4 separate regions of the Homo sapiens genome follow, and all the other regions are linked to region 4. Evidence: read pairs that join two places in POLR2A ChIA-PET (ENCODE). Cell type or tissue: MCF 10A. All regions are shown on one strand. Each heading gives the region's core, and the rest is flanking DNA. Links, peaks and the distances in the headings are about the cores only. Region 1 overlaps ADGRV1 (adhesion G protein-coupled receptor V1). Region 2 overlaps ADGRV1 (adhesion G protein-coupled receptor V1). Region 3 overlaps ADGRV1 (adhesion G protein-coupled receptor V1). Region 4 overlaps ADGRV1 (adhesion G protein-coupled receptor V1).

What was found. ChIA-PET counts read pairs that join two places held together with the same protein. Peaks named below come from ENCODE experiments on the same cell type or tissue, not always from the same donor. Only the 100,000 strongest peaks of a DNase experiment are listed, where the experiment ranks them.
Region 1: POLR2A ChIA-PET joins it to region 4 with 12 read pairs; 2 of 35 experiments call an interaction of 5 or more read pairs at or near these places.
Region 2: POLR2A ChIA-PET joins it to region 4 with 10 read pairs; 2 of 35 experiments call an interaction of 5 or more read pairs at or near these places.
Region 3: POLR2A ChIA-PET joins it to region 4 with 29 read pairs; 2 of 35 experiments call an interaction of 5 or more read pairs at or near these places.

What each region holds. Positions count from the first base shown.
Region 1 is chr5:90,937,000-90,941,733 of GRCh38, forward strand. The region is part of intron 83 of ADGRV1 (adhesion G protein-coupled receptor V1); the gene reads left to right. Among named protein-coding and RNA genes, the nearest start is that of LUCAT1, 380 kb to the right of the region's middle. In MCF 10A, for the core only: no CTCF peak of the experiment used is centred there; no DNase peak of the experiment used is centred there.
Region 2 is chr5:91,071,015-91,075,748 of GRCh38, forward strand. ADGRV1 (adhesion G protein-coupled receptor V1) reads left to right here. Exons shown (of 90, transcript NM_032119.4): 86 at 1,433-1,590. Among named protein-coding and RNA genes, the nearest start is that of LUCAT1, 240 kb to the right of the region's middle. In MCF 10A, for the core only: a CTCF peak has its summit at 3,756; no DNase peak of the experiment used is centred there.
Region 3 is chr5:91,077,307-91,082,040 of GRCh38, forward strand. All of the region lies in intron 86 of ADGRV1 (adhesion G protein-coupled receptor V1), which reads left to right. Among named protein-coding and RNA genes, the nearest start is that of LUCAT1, 230 kb to the right of the region's middle. In MCF 10A, for the core only: no CTCF peak of the experiment used is centred there; a DNase peak (open chromatin) is centred at 1,945.
Region 4 is chr5:91,014,960-91,019,693 of GRCh38, forward strand. The region is part of intron 85 of ADGRV1 (adhesion G protein-coupled receptor V1); the gene reads left to right. Among named protein-coding and RNA genes, the nearest start is that of LUCAT1, 300 kb to the right of the region's middle. In MCF 10A, for the core only: no CTCF peak of the experiment used is centred there; DNase peaks (open chromatin) are centred at 2,202 and 2,532.

The DNA of each region.
Region 1 (4,734 bases), core at 286-4,285, 78 kb before region 4:
TGTTTCTTACCATCTGTTGTAACCAGTAAGAAGTTTATTGTCAGTCCATTATTCTAATGTAGATAATTTGTATTTTCTCCTTCTACTAGACTTTAAGATTCTCCAGTTTCATTACAATATATATTCATCTAGGTTTAACCTTATATATTTGATCCTTATTTTTTCTACTTAGTACTTTGTACTTTCAACCTAATGACTTATGTATTTCTTTAATTCTGGAAAATTCTCAGCAATACTTTTCATATACTTTTACTATTTCCTTCATTCGCTTTTTCTGGAAGATTTGTTGGAGGTCTTTTCTGTAGCATGAATATTACATCATAATTTTAAGCCTTATCTTTCTGTGCTGCATTCTGGGTAAGTTCCTTAGTTTTTGTTACCCCTTCATTAATTCACCCTTTGATCCCAGTTTAAAGTTATCCCATTTATTGTATCTTTTAATTGCAGTAACTGTATTTTTTTTTTTTTTTTTTTTTGAGACGGAGTCTAGCTCTGTCGCCCAGGCTGGAGTGCAGTGGCGTGATCGCGGCTCACTGCAAGCTCCGCCTCCCGGGTTCACGCCGTTCTCCTGCCTCAGCCTCCCAAGTAGCTGGGACTACAGGCACCCACCACCACGCCCAGCTAATTTTTTGTATTTTTAGTAGAGACGGGGTTTCACCGTGTTAGCCAGGTTGGTCTCGATCTTCTGACCCCATGATCCGCCCGCCTTGGCCTCCCAAAGTGGCGGGATTACAGGCGTGAGCCACAGCGCCCGGCCAGTGATTGTATTTTTTTCAGTTTTAAGCTTTGTGTTTTTCATCTTTACCTATTCTTATTTCACTTCTGACTGTGTATATTTTATGAATTCATTGTTTTTATTGACGGTTTTGTCTTTATTAATTTCTGGTCATTGTTAGCATATTCTTTTAATACCTTTGTCAGATTGTTTCATAAAGTTAATTTTATCTAAAGTGCATTTATGTTCAAATTGTTGATTTTATTAATTGCCTTTTATTTGTACCTGCCCAGTGTCTTGATTTTTGTTCCGTTTCTGGTTCACAAAAAATGTTTGCTTGTATTTGTCCTTGGCATCATTTTTACTCCCCAACCTTATTTTTTTAATCCATCATTGGTATGTATTTAGAGTGGACTTTCCTGCTTGAACTCATTGTGCATCTTGAACTGAGAGTCCCAAACAGCCTGGTTGAGTAAGAGGGGAAAATAAAAAAAAAATTTTTTGGAGTTGTCTGTCATTCAATAGTTTTTAATGTCAATTAGGACAAAAGCAACCTTTTCTTTCCTTACATCCATGTTGGTACTCATGGCTCTGAAAAGTTTACTTTGAATTAACTTGAAGCTATTCTTATTTAGATTGGCTTAATCTTAGAACTGTTTGGCTGTTACTTATAATTTACTTCCTAATGCAATATACTACCATAAACATTGAAAAGTATGGTTTTTTGGAGGGAAAAGATAACAGTGAGACTGGCGATGTTTGAGTGCCAAAAGATATTACTTAAAGACTTCCCCAGTGAATACTTGTATGAAAGCTTTCTGTGATCTAGTCTGGATATGATGGTGCTCCCTCAGCCAGAACCTCTGCTTAATTCCCCTCTCCCTTTCACTCAACACATATTTTATTGAGCACCTATTATATGCCAGGCACTGCTCTATGCACTGGATATATGACAGCAGACAGATCATATAAAATCTCTACCCTCTTGGAACCTACATTCCAGCTTATTGTTAATAATAGCTTTGCTCAGAGAGGGTTTTTATTAATCACTGAAACACTGAAGAAAGTATAATTCTAGGATTGTTTATTTTACAAAGTATTGGTAGGAAAAGTAAAGTGATGATTCTAGGATCTGCTTTTGTTATCTTTCAACCCAGGAAGTATATCTAGGGGAAGCCACTTTTATTCTTATTACATTTCTAGAAACCTGCCACAAGAAATCCTAACCACATACATATATACTTGTGTTTCTCTATTTTCGATAGTAAATCTATGCTGGTGGAAGACTATCAGTTATTCTAATGTTATTGTTATGGATTTAAGATAAAATAAGCACAGGAGAAGACTGATAATCTGTTTTATTTGTCTATCAATCAAAGGTGCCAGTTTTAGAAAACATGTTCACTTCTTCCAGCTTTGAAAACAAAGTTAAACTAAAGCAATGAAAGGGAAGCACATTGTCAGTTTAAACCTCAAAGTTACATTTTAAAACATAATCAAAGAAGGGGCCCATATTTAATTAGATACAAGATACAGATTAGAGTTTCTCTCATTAATTAGGTAGCTGTGTGAGAAATCACTCTTAAAAGCAGTTTTAGGGTATTAGTTTTCACTGACTTACACATTTTGTTCTGATCTGCTGCTGTGATTAATGAATTTTTGAGCAATGACGATTAGGTTAATTTGAGTTCATTATTCAAATACCAGCGCCTAACAGATGGAACACTAAACTGAAGGTCAGGAAATGTGAATTCCACTCTAGGCTCACAGCTGACTTTCCATGCAATTTGAATTTCTTCTGCTTTGTGAAGATATTTGTGGATTAATGTTACTGTAAATAAAATGCTCTAAATGACAAGGATATAAAGTACTATGAAAGCAAATGGGAAAAAATGATAACTTAGGATAAAGAGTCTCTCTTCATCTGGGAATAATATTTAGAATTCATAAACAACCTTTTAGGGGAAAATTTAGATGCTGTACAGGTGGCAGAATTGCTTTTTTTTACTTGACTTTAAAATAATAATACCTGATACTTGAATAGTGATTTCCAGGTTTTTAAACACTTTCTTGTCCTACTCTTATGTGAACCTTAGAAAAGCCCTGTAAGTTAGACCATTATTCTCTGTGGCCTCATGTGGAAAATAGACAATAATCTGATTTCCTGGAGAGATTAAGAGAGATTAGACATATATATGTTGTCCTTCAAACCTGATGCCATTTTAGAGTTCTCCATGTAAGAAGTTCCTGTCATTCTTACCTAGCCTCATATCTTCACATAGTTCAGAAATAACGTGTTTTCTCAAGCATATAACTTGGTCTTCTTATTTTCCTTAGGCCTTCAAAATGCATTGTCGACTTGTTTTCTTCTGAAGAACTGTTCCTGTAAACAGCTCCTAGCATTTATTGCAGACTAGCAGAGCAGTAAAAGAACTGCAGTTATTTCAGGCTAAGAATCTACCTCCCCTCACTGACTGTCTTTTGAGGACTTGGATATAAATCTGATTCTGTCTTGTAACCAAAATATGAGTTGCTTTGATTTTGTGAAATACAAGAGCACACTCAGTGTTCAAACTATTCCACAAAGAGAAAATATATTATCTGTGTTACTATCTAGTGTTCACTAAGAATCCAAGCTAAGTCAAAAGGCCAGGTATGGTTGGCATTTACTGTGAATTTATGAATCATCCATGATTTTGTTGCTGCTGCTTCTTATTCCATACTTGGCCATTGCCAGCAATGGGACTTTATACAGGTGAGTTGGCTGAGTTTCAGTACAATGCTCTGTTTAATTGTAAACATATATGCACTGGGTATAAATAGGGTGGTGTTTTGTACCAGGTATTTTTTTCAGGTAACCAGGTCAATAATAAATTATTGAGTGATATACTGTGATGTTTTTCAGTTTGTGGATTAATTTCACAAACTGCATGGAAGCAAAAAGCCTTGCTCTGTTATAACTCAAACAAAAGCCCACAGAAGGAGAGAAAGGATGCTGCAAAGGCTGGAGCCAGCCAGTTTGAACCGGCACTAGTTAGTAGTGACACAGAGAAAAGAGGTGGGACCAGCACAGGAAGGAGGAGCATTCACACTCAGAGGGGAATTACATTCAGCCACTGCCTCATTTCTCAGGTTCACTGTAAAGGCCATTTAGAGGATGTAATTTAACTGTGTGGTTATAGGCCTAATGTTTTCACAAACTTCTTATTCTTCTGTGAAGGAGACACAGAAGTAGCTGTTTGTGCTACAGCAGTGCTTTTTGCATTTCCCCTCCTGAGATTTGCTTTTTTCCCCCCTCCCATTTAGAACTGAATGTGGATACTGGTAAAATAGCATCCTTAGTTTTGGACATTTCCTGAGAAAAAAATGAAAACAAAACCAGCTTTTAGAGAATTTCTAAGATCATGGCAAGGAAAAGTACTTAAAAAAAAAAAAGTCTAAGCAGATAACACCATCCAAAGCAAATAAAACTCCTTCAAAACGATATCTAGTTACAATATTGTAGAATGTGCATAAAGAAACTCCATTTGCTCTAAATAAATAGAGACAGGATATCTTTTATAACACCTGGTGAAAATTAAAGTTACAAAAGACTTTCTTAAGTAAAGGCAGTCAAATTGATTAACATTATATGATCAGTCATGTGAATATTTAAAATACAAATAGCCATTTTTTAAAATGAGAATGACTTTTAAGAATGAGTTAAATTGAGTGGGCAAGAAGGTGATTATAGGTCTTCTGGTATCTTTCAAGCTCATCATTGTCAAATCAGTTCTGTCTCATTAATTTCAGGGTTTACTACTACTAGGCAGCAATCCAAAACTATTTAAAACCTGCTGGATGGTTTTCACTCTAGGAGTCACTGCCAACCCCATCCCCCAACCAAAAATACAGGGACTGGAGACAAAACTGGGAGAAATGTTTAACACAAACACTCTGCCATGCAGACATCCTTAGGAATTTGAAGATTCAGCAACTTTAGGGTAGATTCTCACCAGTTGAGTTCAGGTGCATATGAA
Region 2 (4,734 bases), core at 343-4,342, 56 kb after region 4:
TCACGCTTTCTTATTAGCTCCCTAATGGTGATATGATCCCTCATCCTTTATTTCCTCTGTTAGGAAGAAAACTCCTCCCAGGAAGAAAACTCCAAATGGAGAGAGAGGGAAGGAAATAGAAAGGGAGAGAAGGGAGAGGGGGTGGAGGGGAGAGAGCAGGTAGCTTGGCCTCCTCCTATGCAGGAGCAACAATGGTCTCTGTGACCTTTTACCCTGAGGGGCCAGAGAGGTCAAGAGAGGTCCCTGCAGACATGATCAGTCATTGATAGGACACAGTGACTTTGTCATCAGCCCCATGGCCATAAATCCTGATGGCATTCTTCTTCTTTTGAGGTTAAATAGAGGAAGGAAATAGAAAGGAACCTGGTACTCTCCCTGGAATCCACCAACTAATTTGAAACATAAGCTGGGCATGACTAGATCAGTGGTTCCCAAAGTGTGTTCCAGGGCACATTAGTCCTATAGCATGACCATATGTCTGTGTATCTGTGTGTGCATGTGTGTGTGAAAAAGGAGAAGGGTTTAATTTTCGTTGAAGTCTAGAAATGATGGGTTAAACAAAATTTACTAAATGCTGTATGTGAATTATTTCGGTTAATCTTGACAACTAACTTTTGTTGCAGATGCTATTATAATCCTTATTTTATTTATTTATTTTTATTTTATTAATTTTTTTTTGAGATGGAGTCTCCCTCTGTCACCTGGGCTGGAGTGCAGTGGCATGATCTTGGATCATTGCAACCTCTGCCTCCCGGTTTCAAGCAATTCTCCCTCCTCAGCCTCCCAAGTAGCTGGGACTACAGGCACCTGCCACCACACTCAGCTAATTTTTTTGTATTTTTAGTAGAGACGGGGCTTCACCATGTTGGCCAGGCTAGTCTCGAACTCCTGATCTCAGGGGATCTGCCTGCCTCGGCCTCCCAAAGTGCTGGGATTACAGGCATGAACCACTGCACCCCGCCTATAATCCTTATTTTAAAGATGAGAGACAGTTCAGAGAAGTTAAAAAGTATATCTAAAGTGACTCTTTTTTTTTAAGATGTGGTGCTGGATTTAATAGCCTGATTTCAGAGCCCAGATCTCTTGACTCCATGACTTTCTGTGGCCTTTTTAAAATGAACAGATATGTACCCTTAACTTCTATGAGATGTATATAGTGTGCATCTCTCAAATTTATTTGGCCATAAGCTTTTTTGAAGTTTTCTGAACTTTACAAGAGGTGAATGTTCCAGGGAACCTACTGTGTGAAGCAGTGGGCTAGATTTAATCAGATGTTGTACTCAAACAAAACTTCAGTTTGGCAAACCAAAAATCTGATGTTGCCAGCATCTGGATACAAAGAGCTAGTATAAAGTAGTGATGTGATACATTCTGCATTTAGAAATATTTGCGCTGAAAGTGTCTGAGTTACTTCTTCTCATTTCTCTTCCAGGTGTTTTATTCCAAACGTCTATGCTGCTTTGTTCACTGCAGCTCTTGTTCCTTTGACGTGCCTCGTGGTGGTGTTCGTGGTGTTCATCCATGCCTACCAGGTGAAGCCACAGTGGAAAGCATATGATGATGTCTTCAGAGGAAGGACAAATGCTGCAGGTTTGAAAGGAACTATATTTGTACTTTGGAGATGGAAACGCTTTAATGGTGGGAAAATGTCACTGAATTTTTTTTATCAAAAAGAGGGAAGTTCGGCTCATCTTTCAGCTCTGAAGCCACAAGTTAAGCTATAGCTCTCCAGTTTCTCCTGCTTCTTGGTACCTCTGATGTCTCCCTTTCTTCAGGGCTCTGTAGGTTTTATTGTTCATTCCAATTTTGTCCTTAAGATATTGATATCCAAGTAAATGAGTCGCAGCCTTGGGAGCCACTTCCCAAGCTTTCATTAAGTGAAGCAATAATAACTTGTGTTCTACCTGTGAAATCTGTTCATTTCTCTCCGATTCTGAGACTTCTGCACAGTTTAACAAACCTCCGCAGTGCTCATGAGTGTGCATGCAGAGCTCTGGTTGTGCTGACAGATGTTTAAAAACATGTAATCAGACAGCTACATGAGTGGCTACACATGTCTGGTTACTTAAGAGTGCAAGCCTTTCTAGTTCAAATTGGCTTTCACTACAGCTCATTTTTTCCCTTTGAATCATACCTAACAGAGGTTTTTATGATCTGATTCTTTTTATTATTGTTTTTAGACTAGAGTCCCTCAGGAATTTTCTTAACTAGAAGCAATAGCCACACACCTACATACAGAAAATGCTCTGTAAAATGTTATGTGAGTGACTGGGATATTAGGGAGCAGCTTAAGAGCTGGGAGTAGAGGATCCCTCTTGGGCCAATGAGGAACAGAAGTCTTCTTTTTTCTAAAGTTTTACAAGTCTAAAGCCAAATGAATGACAGTCTTAGAGGAATTCCTCACGTTTTAAGTGCTTGTCAAAGTTTAAGCAAGTAGCATATATAAGGTCTCTAGAATAGTGTCTAATACATTTTTAGGGGCTCAGTAGCTACAGGGCGTCACTCTAATGTAATGCAGTTCTAGTTCCTGAACTTGATCAGTTAATATGCAAAAGGATTTTCCTTGTAGTATAAAGAAAAGACACTCGTTTGTATTACTTTGTGGGATAGTTTGTAGCATAGCAGTATCTAGCCATCTCTTTTCTAATTCTTTCTCATTTAGCATGCAATCATTGTGTTGGCAGAATTTTCTTTTTTTTCTGAGACAGGGTCTTACTCTGTCACCCAGCTTGGAGTGCAGTGGCATGATCTTGGCTCACGGCAGCCTCTGCCTATAAGATTCAAGCAATTCTCCTTCCTCAGCCTCTTGAGTAGCTGGGACTACATTCATGTGCCACCATGCCTGGCCAACTTTTGTATTTTCAGTGGAGATGGGGTTTCACCACATTGCCCAGGCTGGTCTTGAACTCCTGAGCTCAGGCGATCCACCTGCTTCAGCCTCCCAAAGTGCTAGGATGACAGGCGTGAGCCACCACGCCCAGCCGAGGAATATTGTTTAAGGTTAATTAATTAATCTTAACTCCTTTAATAAAAAATATTCAATGTATAAATTCTACTTTTTCACGGGACACAGAAGTTATCTAGAAGCTATGCTTGTTTTTTCAGTTTTAATACTCTTTATTTTTTAAATTACTTTTTAAAAATGTAACTTCTTTCTTTTTACATTTATTTTAGGTTGAGAGGTATATGTGCATGTTTATTATGTAGATAAATTGCATGTCACCTCATGGGGGTTTGGTGTACAGATTATTTCACCACCCAGGTAATAAGCACAGTATCCAATAGGTAGTTTTTAAGTCCTCACCCTCCTCTTTCCCTCTACCCTCAAGTAGGCCCCAGTGTCTCTTATTCCCGTCTTTGTGTCTATATGTACTCAATATTTACTCCCACTTATTAGTGAGAACATGTGGTATTTGGTTTTCTCTTCCTCTGTTAGTTCACTTAGGATAACAGCCTCCAGCTCCATCTGTGTTGCTGCAAAGGAGATGATCTCGGTTTTTTATGACTGCATAATATTCCATGGTGTATATGTACCACATTTTCTTTATCCAGTCTACCACTGATGGGTATTTAGGTTGATTTCATGTCTTTGCTATTGTGAATAGTGCTGTGATTAACATATGTGTGCATGTGTCTTCATGGTAGAACAATTTCTATTCCTTTGGGTACATACCCAGCAATGGGATTCCTGAGTCAAGTAGTAATTCTGCTTTGAGTTCTTTGAGAGACAGCCAAACTGCATTTCACAATGGCTGAACTAATTTACATTCCTACCAGTAGTGTATAAGCAAGCATTCCCTTTTCGCTACAGCCTTGCCAGCATCTGTTATTTTTTAACTTTTTAATGATAGCCATTCTGACTGGTGTGAAGTGGTATCTCATTGTGGTTTTGATTTGCATTTCTCTAATGATTAGCAATGTTGGGCATTTTCATATGCTTGTTGGCTTCTTCATGGCACATATGTCTTCTTTTGAAAAGTATCTGTTCATGTATTTTGCCCACTTTTTAATGGGCTTGTTTGGTTTTTGCCTGTTCATTTGTTTAGGTTCCTCATAGGTTCTGGATATTAGACCATTGTGAGCGCATAGTTTGCAAAAATTTTCTCCCATTCTGTAGGTTGCCTTTTTACTGTGTTGATAATTTCTTTTGCTGTGCAGGAGCTCTTTAGTTTAATTAGGTCCCATTTCAGAAGCTATGCTTTTAATCAACTTGGGATTCATCTTATTAAAATGTACATTCTTTTGGGGGGAGAATGGTGGTTTGTTTTTTCCTCTAAGTGACAAGATTTATTGTTTTATATATAATGTAAAAGTGCCAATGTTTGCATGTTTTCAATAATGCTAACATAGGGGCCTAACATAGTGACTTAATTCTTTGAATGCCTAAATCACCCCTGCACCTCTTGAATATGCTTCATTACTGATATAGTAGATAAAACAGTACCCTGATTATCAGAAAAAGATAGCCCTCAAGCATTGAATATAAGGCAAAAGTTCCAGCACAGTTGTATCTTAATGAGGGAACCCTCTCTTGCAATAAAATGTGAATAGAAGCATTGCCCTATTGTTGTGTTACAAATTTAAAAAGTGTGATATTTCTAATTCCCCTATTCCCATGGCAATTTATTCTAATAGTCATTATACTTGGACTTCCACAGCAGTTTTCTGATTGGTATCTCTGGTTCTACTCTTTTTCTTCTCCATTTCATTATCTCAGATGTCTACATTTTAAAA
Region 3 (4,734 bases), core at 297-4,296, 62 kb after region 4:
CCATGATTTCTGTAGAACTGAGCTCCAAGCTAATCACTCTTTTTGTGGATTAAATGTGCCTGACAACAGAAGCAACTTTGCATCACATTTGTTCACTGGTTATAATGAATACAAGTAACCATCCCTTACACCGTGTATTTTGAGTGACTTTTTTGTTCTCAACATCCCTTAATTTCAAACAGAGTTCAAATAAACTCAGTGAAACCCAAAGGAATGGGGAGAACAAAGAATAAGCACCTCATAAATGGAATACACTCAGTGCTATAGATGCCCACTGTCAACCCCTTCCCTCCCTGAGCATGGCCTGGGACAGGACAACTCGGCTTTTTGTGGCCCTTTGACTGCCATGAACCAAATTGTTGAAGGTCAGTGGCTCCTAATGAGAATCACTTGCCTCCTCTTCCCTTCAGTGGGTGGATGTGCAGTGAGAATGAGTTATGATAAAGGTATGTACCTGAACTAAATTTCAATATCTCAAGCAGCATTTTAAACAAAGCCTGTAATTTTCGGGCTTGGTTTTGATCTCTGGCAACGATAAGCATGTCTCTCTTTTTAGGCTCATTAGAATTTACTGACTCCTTTCTGATTCATGATCCAGTTCTTATATGAGGAATGATTCATGGATCAGGAGAGGAAAATTCATTTCAATCAAGAAAGAAAGTAGATGATTACAAATCCCCTTCTTCTAAAAATCCCACACATAGGTTTCAATATGATATATGAAAATGGAAATGTGGCTGGATCCAGCTAGTCATGTAATGTGAACCTGAGGTATTTAGAATCTCCTGGTACTGTAATGGCCACATCTCTTACATGGGAGCATTATTTGAGGATGAATGCTTCCATTTCTTCAACCTTAGAGTGAACAACAATAGTAATATAAATCAATATTTTATTATTATTATAAAAATTATTGAAAACTTTTTATAGTGAATATTGTAAATGCTCATCCCTTACATCCTAAAGTTGAGTGCCTTTTTTACTCTTGTCGTTTTTAAAATTTCAAATAGAGCAAAGGAAATGAAATCCAAAGGAAAAAGAGGGAAAGGAAAGAGCTCCTGGTAAATAAAATAAACTGTGTTTCAGTCTCCAAAGATGGCTGCCATCAGTTACTTTTCTCCTTTTATGTAGGTGCTACTCCTCACATCAAAGGATGGAGACTAGTTCTCATCCTTTTACATCTGGACTGTCTTTGGACTTGCTTAGACCAATGTAATGTGATGGAAGTGATGCTTTTTCATAATGGGCCTAGACTTTAAGATGAATGGCAGTTTTAGATTCCTTCCTCTTGGAAGCCACCATCTAAGTTCAATTACCCAGAGACCACCACGGTGGTAGAAACCCCACGCTGGCCATGTGCAGCAGACATGTGCAAAGGCAGGCTCAGCCAGCCTCCAGTTGTGTCAGGCAAACCAGCTCTGATTCCAGACATGGACATGTGAGTGAAGAAGGCTTCTTGTAGGTTCCATCCCCAATGGACACCACACAGAGTTGAAAACCTGCCTAGCCCAGATTGCAGAATTGGGAGAAATAGTACATTATTTTAAGTCACTAAGTTTGGTGCTAGCTTATTTGAAGCAGTCAGTAGCTGAAACATTCTGGTGTTTCAATATCCTCATTATTCTCACATCAAACTTGTAAGTATGTCATTGTCCTTTTAAATGTTACTGCTTGCAGAAACCTTCAGGATTTATAAATAAAAATGGGAAAACATGATATGATTTTTTTTCCTAAAGCAGAATTGGGGCTTCTGCTAAAGTAAAGTAAAAGTGATCTTACCCAGTAACAGTATGTACTTGAATAGGATCCAGAATGACCAACATTACAGGTTTCACATGTCCTTGGCAGTTAGATGCCTGTTTGCAGTCTACTCCAAGCTCCATTTCTGAAAATAACATTTTAAAAAAACAATGCCTTGGGGCCTAAGGAAAACCCCAGCTTCTCACTCAACCGTGAACAGACACTCCCACTCAAGCTTGAAAAAATCTTTGTGAAGCACAGTTCACTCTTCCCACATTTTGCCAATAGTGGTGGGGGAAATCCCACATGTTAAAAACACATACATATGGATGCCCATTCTCTGCTTAGGTTTTTGATCTCAATCCTCGAAGATTCATATCAGAAATCTCTCTGCCTGGAAGATGATGTGTAGTCATTCAGTGTTTGTTTTCTTCATTATTGTTTCTGAAAACACTTAGGATTTGATACTGCTCATGAAAAACTCCTAGAACAATAACATCAGGAGTTGCCTAAGGCTTTGCACATCATCATGAAAAGTAAAAAGGAAAATCATATTTTTGAGAGAAGGTTTAAATTTCTGTTGAAACACCCCTGATTTACAATGTAGCCAAGAAGGAAAAGGGGCTGACCACTTGTGGCAGACCGGGCCTTTCTAGAACTCAGGTTTCCTGGATTTCTTACTTTAGTGAGCTGCCTTTTACCAGTCTCAATTGGAGATGGATGAGGACAAAGGTAATCCCCAACTCTGGCTATTTCAGTACTAAACTATTATGTTTAATTGACATCTTTTTTCTAGGTGGACAGAGGGCATAGAGCATGGATATGGGACGGGGGTGAGAGAAAGAGTAAAGGGCTGGCACTGCATGTAAGTGCAGGTGTGCATCTCCCTTTGCACCTTGGTGGTCCACATCATGGTTATTGTCATCATCACTGCCACCCATTACGATTCACCATTCATCAGGCACTGTGTTAAGAATTTCACGTATGTTATCTCAGTTTAATATATATATATATGTACATAATATCTGTACATATTTATGGGGTACATGTGACATTTTGTAACATACATAGAATGTGTAATGATCATGTCAGGGTATTTGGGATGTCCATCACCTTGAATATTTATCATTTCAATGTGCTGGGGTCATTTCAAGTTATCTCTTCTAGCTATTTTGAAATATACAATACATGTTGTTAACTATAGTCAACTAGTTTGCTATCAAACATTTTATCTCAATTTTTACATGAAGCCTATTAAGCAGGTATGATTTCCTCTAGTCAGACAAGGAAATCAAGGAAATGAGAGGCTTAGAAACGTTTTCACATTTACAGGGCTGCTCAGTTGTGGGATTAGAATCAGAGGTTGATTCACAAGCTCTCCAGAGCTGCCATTGTTGTTCACATCAATACTTCTGCCCTTACCATTTTGTTTTCAAAACTCTTCTTGGTAATAGTGACATGTAAACATTAAATTTTAAACTTAGAGAACTCTAATTTCATAAAAGTAGTATTAGACTTTACACCCAGCTCCGCACACCCTGCAAAAAAAAAAAAAAAAAAAAAAACTTGAAGTGATCAGGGTTGGAAAATTACTCCTTCATCTTCTACTTAATCTTCTGATTTCCAAGAAAGATTGCCCCTCTTTATGGTACCAAAACATCCCTAGTTTTCCTCACTATTCTCATATGTAATGCAGGTGTAATAACACTATTTAATTTCGTACAGTTGTGTGAAAGATAAAATTTTAATTCATATAAGTATTTAGTATAGTTCCTGAAACATACTAAGTCCTCAATATGTGTTAGTATTTTTATTAGTATAAGAACCCTTTCAATATGTAATTGGTACAGAATGCAGTCAGATATGTAACTCCTTTCTTCTCTACACTTCATCAATATCTCTCAAATGTTCCCCTCCCTTTCTTCATGATTTTGCCTGGTGTATTAGCTCAGGCTGCCATACAAAATACCATAGACTGGGTGTCCTAAACAACAGACATTTATTTGTCACAGTTCCAGAGACTGGAAGTCCAAGATCAAGGCGTCAGCTGATTCAGGTCCTGGCGAGGCTTGCATGGACATTTTGCTCTCTCCTCTCATGGATGAGAGAGAACCCTCTCATGTCTCTTCTTATAAGGACACTAATTCCATCATGGGGGCTCCACCTTCATGAGATTATTACCTCCTGAAGGCCTCATCTCCAAATACCATTGCATTGGGAGTTAGGGCTTCGACATACAAATTTGGGGGATGGAGGAAACAATTCAGTCCATAGCACCTTGGTGATGTCTCCCATCATCTCATCCTTAGACTATTACAGCTGTCTTGAGACCAATATTGTTCAATTCTTGTCTATCCCCATTCCACACTGAAGCATTCTAAAAAGCAAAATTGGCCATGTCATAAAATCATCTAATGACAATCATTAGGCTATAGAATAAAAGGAAAAAATCAGGAGCTGGGCATGGTGACTCACGCCCGTAATCCCAGCACTTTGAGAGGCCGAGGCAGGTGAATCATCTGAGGTCAGGAGTTCGAGACCAGCCTGGCCAACATAGTGTGAAACCCCGTCTCTACAAAAAATACAAAAATTAGCCGGGCATGGTGGCAGACGCCTGTAATCCCAGCTACTTGGGAGGCTGAGGCAGGAAAATGTCTTGAACCCGGGAGGCAGAGGTTGCAGTGAGCCAAGATCATGCCATTGTACTTCAGCCTGAGCAACAAGAGTGAAACTCTGTCTCAAAAGTAAATAAATAAATAAAAATTTAAAAAATAAAATAAATATTCACTACTTCTCCACATAGTCTTTAATGTCCTAACCATACTTAACTAGTGCTGCCACCTAAAAGTGATATGACTTCTGATAAAACTTGACTTAAATAGCACAACTAAATTCACTGTTGCTTGCTGAGTTCATCACTTATGGTGATGAGAGAGGAGACGGAATAGAATTGAAACTAATTTCCATCTTGATACCCATGATAAATAGGCTTCA
Region 4 (4,734 bases), core at 517-4,516:
GTCGTGATGTTTGACTATTAATTTGAGATCTATCTAACTTTTTGATGTGGGCATTTAGTGCTATGAATTTCCCTCTTAACACTACCTTACCTGTGTCTCAGAGTTTCTGGCATTTTGTATCTTTGTTCTCGTTAGTTTTGAAGAACTTCTTGATTTCTCTGTTAATTTCATTTTTTTACCCAAAAATCATTTAGGAGCATATTGTTTAATCTGCATGTAATTGCATGGTTTTGAGCAATTGTCTTAGTCTTGACTTCTGTTTTTACTGCACTGTGGTTTGAGAGTGTGTTTGGTATGATTGTGGTTCTTTTGCATTTACTGATGATTGTTTTATGTCCAATTATGTGGTAGATTTTAAAGTATGTGCCATGTGGCGATGAGAAGAATGTATATTTTGTTGTTTTTGGGTGGAGAGTTCTGTAGAGGTCTAGCAAATCCATTTGGTCCAACTTTGAGTTCAGGTCCCGAATATCTTTGTTAATTTTCTGCCTCAATGGTCTATCTAATACTGTCAGTGGAATGTTGAAGTCTCCCATTATTGTTGTGCGGGAGTCTATGTCTCTTTGTAGGTTTCTAAGAACTTGTCTTATGAACCTAGGTGCTCCTGTGTTGGGTGCATATATATTTAGGATAGTTAGGTCCTTTAGGTGAATTAAACCCTTTACCAATATTTAATGCCCTTATTTGTGTTTTTTAGTCTTTGTTTGTTTAAAGTCTGTTTTGTCTGAAATTAGAATCGCAACTTCTGCTTTTTTCTGTTTTCCATTTGCTTGGTAGATTTTCTTCCATCTCTCTATTTTGAGCCAATGGGTGTCATTATGTGTGAGATGACAGCGTACAATTGGGGCTTGCTTTTTTATCTGGTTTGCCACTGTGCCTTTTAAATGGGGCATTTAGCTTGTTTACATTCAAGGTTATTATTGATATGTTTGGATTTGGTCCTGTCATTGTGGTGTTAGCTGGTTATTATGCTGGCTTGTTCGTGAAGTTGCTTTATAGTGTCACTGATCTGTGTATTTAAGTGTGTTTTGTATTAGCTGGTAACAGTCTTTCTCTATTTAGTGCTCCTTTCAAGATCTCTTGTAAGGCAGGTCTGATGGTAATGAACTCCCTCAACATTTGCTTATTTGAAAAAGATCTTATTTCTCCTTTATGTAGGAAGCTTAATTTGGCTGGATGTGAAATTTTAGTTGAAGATTTTTATATTTTTTAAATTATTAATCAGCCTTTAATTGGCTAATTTGGACCATGCCATGCCTTAACAATGACAAACAATATCTTGTGTTTTTTAAGGATTTATTCATTATCTGGTTTCAGGTATTGTGTGGTAGGAAGTTCTTTAGAAATTACCAGACCCTGGAGGGTCCTTGTTCTTACACACTCTAGCCCCCATCCTAGTTCTCAGTCCCTGCAAGCTTCACACACATGTGAACAAATGCAGAGAAAAATTACTTGTGACCCAGGTCATTTACCTGGTCTCTTTTTCTGTCTTAATTTCCTTAAGCTGATTATTGATTACAAAGAAAACCTCTGGACTTTGGAGGTAGGGGAAATGCTGGCCAATATTTCATGAAAACCATTCACTGTCCTCTGCATCATTAGTAGAAGAAACAGACATGCAATCCTATAAGCCTACCAAAGGTCAGATTGATGAATTTTAGGTATCCTGTGGCAAATGGTGAAAATCAGAGATGACGCTCACCTGCTCCAGCTTGAGGATATAGACTAAGTTAAAATGGAATAAAAGATAATGTGACCAAAGAAAAGAAAGTCATTTAGTTCATTTTTTTGTTGTTCATCAATTCAATAAATATTTTTTAAGCACCTTCTATGTGCCAATTGCTCTAGTAGACACTAGAGATACAGTAATAAAAGTAGTCCCTGATATTAATCCTTGGTGTTAGTAAAAAGAGAAAGTACAGGGATGAAAAGGGAAGCTAATGAGGGAACAGAGAAACAGAGAAGAGAACTTTAACATTGATCTAGACTGTAATATGATTGGAAGACGTAGGGATATTCAGGATATAAACTGAAGAGTTCCAATGGGAGAACCGTTTATGAAATCATTGTTCCATTGCACTCAGTAGTACCAAGCAGTCCACAAGAATTGACACACATTTCAAACATGACTTACTACAAGCATGGCTTTCAAAATGGATATATGTGACTCATGAAGAGCCTTGTTCAATCTACTATTGCTAAACTTTCAATTTTGACATATTTTTCATTAAGAGGTGCTGTTCTGTCTTGCAATACTGATTGACCAGCCGCCAAACCACATGAACTACATTTGGACCACAATTGGCAGAATGTATTCTAATGTGAAAGATAATACAGCAAGTACTTCTTTGTAATTCCATGTTCAAAATGAAAGTATAAAATAAGCACCAAAAAAAAAATGATAAATTTTCCATTTAAAATGTACCAGTGGATCTGTGGGGGTCTATGAAATGTCTTTTGCTTTCCTATCTGAAGGAGAGCTCAAGTTGTTTATATTGTGCTGTTACTTCAGCAGTGAGTCAGGAACACTTTATCCTCCCGTGGCATGAATACAGGGGGTGATTGCAGGCAAAACAACCAGTCAGAGCAATTATTACATGCTCTTTGGAACTCTGTGCTGTGCCTCTTGGTAAATAGGATTTTATGATAAAAGCATCAAGATGTAGACATGTCACCAGTGATGTGAATTGTTGTTAAGTAGAGTTATAAGGTACAAATGTATGTATGCCCTTGGATGTGAATTTACCCCCAGGACAATGTTTTCCAGTGTGTGGTTTCCAGGTGACTTGTATCACTAGAAAATTTCGATTTCTAGTCTCCTACAGAGATTCTTATTTCTCAGGTCTAGTGTGGGCCCTGGGTGTCAGCACTTTGAACAAGTCCTCAGAGGATTCTAATGCAGATTGAGGTTTGAAAGCTATGGACCTAGAAGAAAAAGAATCACTTCCAATCAGTCAACATAACTAAATTGTTAACAGAAAACTATAATTTTATATATTCAGCAGTATAAAGTATATATGATATTCTGAAAGAATGTAAAACAAATATATTATATTGAGAGTATTCATAATCTACCCTACTATGTTTTTAACAAGTACATGCTGGATCTTCTATATTCACTTAGAAAAAGAAAATGATATACAGAGACCTAATAAAGAACCTGGTTCTGAAAGGGAAGGAAATACCTTTTCTGAAAGTCTCTGAGCATCTTTTCTCTCTTCTGACCTTGTCTGTTCTGAAAGATGAATGTCCTACAGGCAATCCCAGGGGGTCTTCCTAGACTGCAATTCTCCCTGCCCTTAAATATGTGGAGTTAACTGAAGCTCCAGACAGCTCAGCTCCAGATGAATTTCTCAAACAGTTCCTTCTGCTGTCCCGGGACCTGGCCAGAGATTCCATGGGAGATGCCTTTGGTAAACTGGATATGGGAGATTTACATAGCAGCATAGTGGGAGAGAGGTTTTGGCAGAGCCTCTTCAAGAGAAGTGTTGAAAGAAAAGCTGAGATTTATGTTACACAGTATCTTGACCTCAAGTAGTGTTTGCTTTGGGTTCTTAGGTGTGAAAGGCAACTTTTGCATTTCTAAAAAGAAGAAACTTGTAGGTCTTGCATACCATGTTTGCCCTAAGTCAGCTAAAGGGGAAAATGCAACTGGACATTCATACAAATAAATTAAGAAATTAATCTTAAATCCTTTTGTTAAATAGTCACATTTGGATTCCTTTATGAAGCTGTCTTCTAAAGCAGAGTTATACTGATTCAATAAATAAATATCCCTATATTTGATGAAGCAAACTTAGGATTCATGCTAATACAAATGACAGAAATCCAGTGTAAACTGCCATGGCTTAAGCCTTAAAGCTTAAGTAAGTTGGCGAATGACTGGCTTCAATCATTGCTGAATTCAGAGGTTCAAGATGTCACAGCATTCTGACTTTCACCATCTAGGTGTTGAGCCGGTGTTATAGAAATCGGTCATTTCATCACTGTAAGATGCCTCCCTCAGGGTGGCAACATAATGGCTGGTGGCTTCAGGTTCTCATCCTTTCAGCCTACCAGTCCAGAAGAAAGATAGTTTCTCTTTTCAACAGTTCCAACAGAAGTTCTAAATAGGAGTCCTGTTGGCTGCATGGATTCAATATCCACGCCTGAACTTATCATTGTGGCTAGGAGAGCAGATAACATTGATTATCCAGGTCATATGCCCATGGCTAGAGCAAAAGCAGGGAAGATGAGGTCAGTTATGATGAAATCACATGAATTTCAAAGGAAATTCTAAACTGCTGTTACCAGAAGAACAGGGAATAAATGTACTGGCAACTAGCATCTATGTCTGTTACACAGGTACACCATAATTAGTAAGTAGTAAGGAAAGTAGCAGTGGGCTTTTTGTGCATTCACCTTTGTGATTGTTGTCTCCTTTAATCTGGTATGGATGATCATTTTAGCCAGAACACCTTTAACCACTTTTTCTTACCTTAAGACTTATACTATTTGATGAGTCTGTTATACTTTAGAGCAAAGTGAGACCAACATTAAGACAGCTCTTCTTGCCCTTGGCTAACAGCAACAGATGTAATAGCTTTGAACATTGCTGTACATTAATTTACTTGGTTATTTCTCTTCTGTGGGAAAAAAATGGATATGATGCCACTTGATCCCTCTTTTTTCATAAAAGTCTGATGACTTGGAAACTGTTTTGTAATTATTTTTTAATCCTTAAATTCCTGGGAT